Regions from separate parts of the Homo sapiens genome. Here region 2 is linked to region 1. The links are chromatin loops, found by intact Hi-C in ENCODE. Cell type or tissue: endothelial cell of umbilical vein. All regions are shown on one strand.

The links. Peaks named below come from ENCODE experiments on the same cell type or tissue, not always from the same donor. Only the 100,000 strongest peaks of a DNase experiment are listed, where the experiment ranks them.
Region 2: it touches region 1 in a loop (7-fold over the local background); 8 of 110 quality-filtered maps call a loop at or near these places.

The regions. Positions count from the first base shown.
Region 1 is chr6:113,120,307-113,124,306 of GRCh38, reverse strand. LOC105377956 (a long non-coding RNA gene) reads left to right here. Exons shown (of 4, transcript XR_942894.1): 4 at 2,052-2,185. Among named protein-coding and RNA genes, the nearest start is that of LINC02518, 310 kb to the left of the region's middle. In endothelial cell of umbilical vein, a CTCF peak has its summit at 2,173; DNase peaks (open chromatin) are centred at 2,016, 3,336 and 3,666; H3K27ac peaks cover 3,208 bases.
Region 2 is chr6:112,779,078-112,783,077 of GRCh38, reverse strand. The region is part of intron 1 of LOC107986634 (a long non-coding RNA gene); the gene reads left to right. Among named protein-coding and RNA genes, the nearest start is that of RFPL4B, 430 kb to the right of the region's middle. RefSeq lists a silencer at 2,281-2,390. In endothelial cell of umbilical vein, a CTCF peak has its summit at 2,391 (motif pointing left); DNase peaks (open chromatin) are centred at 1,637 and 2,377; H3K27ac peaks cover 245 bases.

The DNA of each region.
Region 1 (4,000 bases):
ATAGCATGGTAGTTGCTCAAGTATCTATACATGTGTGTATTTGTGTGCATTTATTACATGTAGACAGAGCTTCTCTTTTATACTGGGCTGAAACCTCCCAGAAAATCTGTAACTCTTAACAGGAAGAAAAATAGGAAACAAAAGACACAAGTCTAAAACAGCAAACATTCAATTGAATATCAAAATTAAGACATTGGGACCTAACACATTCTTACAAAAGCACATACCTGCTATTGAATACTAATTTCAGACTAATTCAAAACATCTCGTTTCTTACAGGCTTTTTACAATTCTAAGAATACACAAACACACACACACAGATAATTTTATGGGACAATTCCTAAATTTTTCTAAGAATTTAATTTACAATTTCCATGTCTTGTTAATCAATGTAAAAATCAGAGTGGAACTAAAATGATCTTACACTAATTCACAAGTTAAAGTTTTGCTATTAGGAGAACGATTTAGTTAATTCTATCTAGTAAATATATATCAAAGTGTAAGCTACTGAAAATTAATATTATATACTTGCATGGTAAATTTCAATGTTCACTGAGCTTATTTAAAGTTTTTATAATGGAATACACACACACACACACACACACACACACACACACACACATGCTCCTGGATATTTAGAATAACTTCCCAAAAGGCAAATTCATTTCTCAATAAAGGTATCTCAACCCAAATATACTAAACTTAAGTATTAACAGCTTTCTTTGTTATAATACTAATCATCTATGAGTAGTATAGAAACAATATTACATGTATTGTTTTGTAAGATTCTGCACATTGTAAAAATATTGGGGGATATCTACATTCTGTCCTGCTTTTAAATTTGTGGGACTGATTTTATGCCACACAAGATTCAATTTCATAGTCTTAAATGCCTCAGAAGTGTTCTAGAGATTCATTGCCTGAACAAGACACATTGTCAATCCCCACCCAGGCAACAGGTCCATGCTTAGTTATTAAATAGTCCCAGACAAAACAGTAACCATGGTGCTTTCCAGCTAGCTGTAAAATACTTGATTTTCTTGCAAGGAGTCCATTCTGATGTTAAGAATTCTTACAGTCAAGCCATAGCCTTGTACGGTTAGTTATTATCCTTCATGTTGGAACTAAATCTCACTTTTTCTTTTGTACCCTCAGTAAAAACAAACTTTCTGACACTTCTTAAGCTCTCAATATATTAATTGAAATGTATGAGCAAACAGTTATTTATAGTGTTTTGTTTCTGCACCTCTTTTGGTCACTATTTAACTATAAAGATGAATAGCTCAAATTAAGTTTTCCCATTTTATTTTCATTGCATTGAGCTCTGTTGAAATATACTAAATATAATATATATAGCAGCATACTAAGGTTGAGTATTTCATATATAAAATAGAGATGCTCAATTTCTTTCCTGCTTCTAAACCTGTAAACTTCCCTGTCTGTACTATCCTGATCTCCCTCCATTCTTTCTCTCTCCACCTCATATCTAATCTTCCTGCCAATGCACAGTATTTCACCCTCTCAGCTCCTAAGAGAACTTACTCCATCAGTGATCCTTCTTTTTCTCCTGGGATTGCACTTTCTTTCTCATTTATCTAAAGATATTTTTTCAATATCAAGTGTCTCCTGCCTTAAAACAAAAAGATGAGGAGTGTTCCACATTTGCTGTCTTTCTTTACTTCATTGTTAGTCCAACCTCAACTCACTGAAATCTAGACCCTTCCCTCATTTCATTTAAGCTGCTCATACAATCTCATTACTGGCCTCTTTACGGTACCTTTTCCAGTTTTCATCTTATTTGACTTCTCAGTGGCATTGACAGCACAACAAATGACTACATTTTCCTTGCTGGAATTTTGCCCATTAGGTCTCAGAAAAACCATTCAGTCTAGGTTTTCCTCCTAATTTGCTAGGTATTGCTTCTCAGGTTTGGATAGTCATATTTTTCCAAGCATTCCTTAAATACTGTTCCTTCCCTACCCCCAGAGTTCAATCCTGGGTCTTTATTTGCCCTCATCCTGTTAACTCTTTCTGTGAATTTGTCCTTACAGTTGGCTTTCACTGACACTGAAAGGGATGATGACTAAAGCAATTGAAATTTCAAGCCCAGGATTCCTTCCTGAGCCATTGGGGCATGCTGGAGTCCCACAGTACCAGAAGTACCTCTTGGCTGACCCCTCCAGCTTCTAGGAGGTAATTATTAAAGTTCTGACTCCAACTGGCCTGGTCTAACTCTTCACGGTTTGCTATTTTCTTTTTCCTTCTCAATTTTGTGTGACTTAAAAATAAAACTTTTATTTAACTTAATAAATCTATCAATATTATAATTTTAAATTCTATTTTATAAATATCAGAAAATATAAAGATTTCATTGAATTACCATGAGCAAAGATTATAACAATATAATGTAACACTTATTTTATTGTTTTCAAATAATATTTTCATATTTAGTCATTAAATCCACACAACCAACACGTAACTTTATTATTATTGTTTACTGTAGGGAATTTAGGCTTCTAGAGGTTTGGAGTCTTGCCCATGATCACACACTAGTAAGTGACAGAACAAGAAGCTGAAATATTAGAAAAAATTACATATCCTCACATAAATATTTTATGGTCTTTAACTGTCACCAATCACAAAGTCGTGCTCCAGGGTTGAGAGTTGTTTTTCTCAAAGATGCTACAAAGAAGGAAACATTTAGTTTCTTATTCCTTGCTGACTTTTATTTTTTTGATAGAAGAAATAATTTAGTCCTAAAGCATTAGAAAAAATGAAAAATTAAAGAGGGAAATGAAAGACCATGAATCACCTACAAAGTGAGTTTTATATTCTACATAGTCAAGAGTTAATAGCATATGTATGCTTTCTTTTGCATGAGAGTGAACAAATTACAAGCTGGACAAGATGTATCAAAATTCAAAAATAAATCTTAATTTTTTATAAAGGATTTAAAAGCTACTTCTGCAAGATTCAGACAAATTGCTTGTCCTCAGTGCATTTTGCTCAGTTCTCTCATATGGTGATGGCCTTTTGACATTGGCTTTAAGGGCCTTTGCTGATCTTACCACTCGTTCCATATGTTTAAACAAAGCATGTGGTTTTGCCAGCATCCTGCCACAGACAGGGAAACATAATCTCTGAATGAGGCAGGAGCCCAGAGCCCAGAAGATCTTCAGTTATGCTGGGACGAGACTCCCGTCTAGCAATGAGGGGCAGTAACATTCCTCCCTGGCGCCTGCTGAAACAAATTTCAAGAATGGTAACAGTCTTGTTTTAAGGTTTTAAAACTATCAGTCTGGGATCAGCAGCCTTTTCTAAGAAGCTGTGGATGCCAAATTCCAGCTGTCACAACTTGCTTCTGTGAGAACCTCTGCTCAGTTGGTCAGAGACTTGGAAGACGAACCTCGTTAAGACTGTGAGCCACAGCTCTTTTCAGACAGACCAAACCCAAACCACAAATCGCCCTCTTGAAAACCCCAGCCTTTCCTTCTTGGTTTGGAATACAGGGTTAACACAAGGTTATCTGTAGGTTAGATGTGAGCACCCAAACAAAATATTTAGCCAACTATATGACTAGTTTGTGGTTTCAGGTTTTTATTTCAAAATATTTGCAGCCCATTAATCACTATCATGAAAGAGTCTTCATCAAGGAGTTCACACTCAGTTCATTTATTAGGCTACAGAATCAGTATTTATATACTTGTATCACAAAGAGAAAAAAATAATTGACCAAATTGAATCAGAAACATGTCTAGGATTTGAGGCCTTCAAGCAACATTTTTTTCTCTTTACAAGATTTTCAGTTATCCAATCGTGACTGCAGAGTGGGTGACATTGGTTCTCTTAGGGAAGGAAAGGTAAGGTTTCAGCTCCACATGCGCTTTCTCAAGACCAGAACCATGACTAATGAATTGCTCAACAGGAAAAATAGCTGATCTTCAAAGAGTTGAGAATGTGTAGCTGTAGTGAATATTACACATAAATAATGTTTATTGGA
Region 2 (4,000 bases), 340 kb after region 1:
TTTTATCATTCTTTATAAATGGCAAGGAATTGTTATTAGAATAGCTCATCTCAAACTGAGACCACCTTCCTAGGTCTGCAGCATCCCGACAAGAGTACTTTTTATCAATTTTTATTTTGATGAACATCAAAAAATACTTTATTTATGTTGTGGATTATCTGATGGTCCTATTTTAATCAAATATCTCAAAAGAATTTCAGCTTTCGCATTTCTTATAATTGAGCCCAAAGCTGAAGGAACAAACATTTTGCAATATTTTGATTTTATAAATAGGTATTGGGTAATTGAACTATCACACAGCACCTGGTAAACTTGAACAGCAATGACAAAACACATGCTATGGCAGGCCTTGTAGTCATGTTTGAGAGAATTTATCACACTTTATTACAAATAAGTGTAGCAATAAATATGCAACAGAATTTTTCTTTTTTTAAGAAAATCAACATCAGGCATTCATTTAATTCCAATTTCAGCAATGCTATAATATTCAAATAAACAGGAAAGCTTTCCAGAATTATCAAGTGATATTTCATCAAACAGGTACTTAAGAATTTCTCACCATCATTTTTACTTGTTTTATTTAAGTAGGCAGTCTGGTGGACCTGAACTAACAAACAGGGTCTTAAGGTTTTAAACGATATTTTGATAATATAACTAGGCAAGCCAGTATTTTATGCATTGATATTATTAAATTCAAAATACAGAAATAGATTAAATGTAGACCCAGAGCTGAGATGCCATCTTCCACCATAAGCATGACATGGCGAAGAAGCCACTGGAAAGCATTCCAGACACCTGGGATCTAGTCACAGAACTTTCTCTCGCTGTGCTATTTTGAGGACACTATTTAACCTCCGTAAGCCTCAGTTTCAAAACCACTAAAGTGGCCGGACGTAAGATTATTTCGCATGTCTCTTCAAATTCTAACATGCTATGCAAAGAGATGCCCTAGGCATCTGATGTAAATTGATGCATAACATTTTTAGTTCTCCAAAATATGTAAACCCCATGAATAGTGTATTTTTTGTCATATTCCAAGAGTATTATTAATCTTCAAATTGAAGAATATGGTGAGTGATTCCAATGTTATTCTAAGTAAATACCTAAAAAAGCACCAGAAAATTCATTAACCACTATTATTTGAAGATTATGTTCCAGTAATCTTCTGAAAGCATACATAATAGGTATAATCCCAAATATTTTAATATGGTAGGTACTCCATTAACCATTACATTGTTTGATAAAGCTTTAAACAGTAGTCAGTTATTTCAAACAAGAAACATGCATGTAAACTTGATGAAGACAATATATGCATGCCTTGGTGTATTGAAGTGATAGAGATGAGTTACTGTGTCTATGTTGATGAATACTCAAAGTTTCTAGGTCCTCTGGGACATTAATTAATTAGAAAACAAACTCTTACTATTTTTATGAATAGCTTATCACAGGACACGCTTCCAACATACTTCTTCCTTTGTGTATAAAAAAATACATAACTATAGACCAATGGTTCTCACTCAGGAGCAATTTTGTCCTCCAAGGGATATTTGGCAGTGTCTGGAGACATTTCTGGTTGTTACAAACTGGGAGTGGGGTGGGGGAGTGCTACTGGCATCTAGTGGGTAGAGACTAAGGATACTGCTACACATCCTACAATGCACAGCCCCCCATGACAAAGAATTGTCTGTCTCCAAATGTAAACAATGCCAAGATTGAGAAACCCTGACGTAAACTGCAAGTCTCCATTGACTTCTGTGTCAAGTCTATCAAAAAGTCAGATACTTTTTTGTGCTTCCTCCCCTTACAAATCATGAACTTAAGGCTTTGATTCAACTAATAAAATTTTTCTTTGTATTTTTGTTTCACTCTATAAGTCTCAAATATATAAAGAATTAAAAATATTTAAAGTGCTAACATGGGAAAGTATTTCTGTTATTTGGCAGATTTAATAATTTTATTATATTATAAAAATTATAAAAATTAAGCCTAGAAAAGGCTTATTTTTTTTTTAGATTACTCTCAATATCATTCTATGCTTTTGACTACTCAGTTGAAGAAGCCAATGCAATCTTTCTTATTGCACTGTCGTTTTTCAGTGTGTGTAAACTGGGGTTGCCAAGGGTTCTAAAAAAGATTATTTGGAAGTATTAGGGTTAAGGAAGACTTAGTGTTGATGTTTAAAATGTGTTGTACGTGCTTATATTTATGCCTAGGTTTGTTCTACATGATTTCCCTTTTTAATTTTAAATTGGACAAATCACTGTTGGTTAAATTTAACTAATTTTTCATTAGCGTTTCCATTTTCTGAAGGCGTCCCAAATCAGTATCTGGGTAGACCATAATGGAGACCTGTTGGTGGCTCTAGAATTATTCTTGCAGGATTGCAGCGCCACCTACAGGGATCCATATGCATATCATTATTTGACCAACCGCGCTCCTAGCATTCACTGATGTACATACAGCCCAAAAGACAAATGGAAAAGTCTAGAAAATGAAATAAAACAAAATTAATAAAAACCCAAGGGAAGTGTTTACATTGTATCATGTGTCTTTTCAGTACGTACTTAACGGAGGCCTTTTGAAATCAACTAATTTCTTGATTTCCGACTCTGTAGGTAAATATTACTTTTCTGGATTCTTTTAACAAATTACTACATCTTTAAAATGAGAAAACTATACCTTTATTTAAGAGAAACGTTCTGAAAAGAAATGAATAAGTGTTGAATGATACTGAATTTTGAAAAATCAATATGAAATTGTATAGATTTGACTGGTCTGGAATTTTTTAAAAAATAAAACAAATCATTAAACAAATATCAAAACAAAAAGTTAATTGTAAGATGCCTTTGTTTTCCTTTTGCTATTCTCTTTAAAAAAATAGGTTTATTCAACTGCGGACTTTCTTTCTGTTGTTGGCAAAAGTCAGAATTTTCTAGATTTAAAACTCAAACTACCTATTTTGAATAATGATAACAAGTATCAAGTTCATGGTTTTGTCTCCTAAGTTCCTTTTAATTATGCATGCGGACTTTACTAATGGAAAACTGTTACACTGACCTGTCAGCACTGTGAGAACTTTTAGGAGAGTCCAAGGCAGATTTGAACCAATACAGCAGTGAGAATGTGGAAGATAAGTCTCTTGATGGGAGGTGGGGTAGGGAGGAGGGAAGTAGAAGAAGTATAAAAGAAAACATGTAGTAGCTCAGTAAGGAAGAAGTTGACATTCAAAATTCTGTCCCTGATCTCCTGTGGAGGGAACATTTAACTCCTGTTGGCCCAGTTTTTACACCAGCCAGAGAGGTAAACTTTGGTAATTGCATCATTAAAATCTGTCTGCCCACTCTGTATGTGCCATGCAATCGCACTCTTTGATGAAGTGGAAGAGGCATTGCTATAAATCTTTGTCATGAATAGAATGTTCATTGGTTCCTCTGGAAATTTTATGTAACATGGATTAAAACCAGGCTTTGTCTGTTCATATCAGGGAAGGAAAAGCAGGAGGAGTAGAAGGTATTTTTAGAGTAAAGACCAGCCAAGCAAATTAAATCAGACCATTAAGCTTAATGGGGTTTGAGAGACCAAGGGGCAATTATGAGTTCAAAATAATGACCTTCAATCCAACATGAAGAAAATATGTAATAGCAGAACTAACTCCCTCTCCTCTCTCTCTCGAGCTTTTAACCAGAAGGGCAGAAGGAATGGAGGTGGTAGAGGTCAATAATCAACTAAAATGACCATGCTGTTTAGTTATACAGCTTATATATGTATTATTCCAATAATATTAATTTCCTCCATTAGGATTAAAATAGCACATCAAAAGATAGTCATATGAAGCTTTCTAAGAACCCAGATAAAATAATTCTCAAAAAGTTCGCCCTGTAGGGATTTACAACTATTTATAGTCTGAAAGATGCCCACTAGCTGTGAATAAATTGAAAGCTGTTGGGGGTAGTGTCATGAAAATAATTAAAATAACTAAATGACTTTCATAGGATAATAT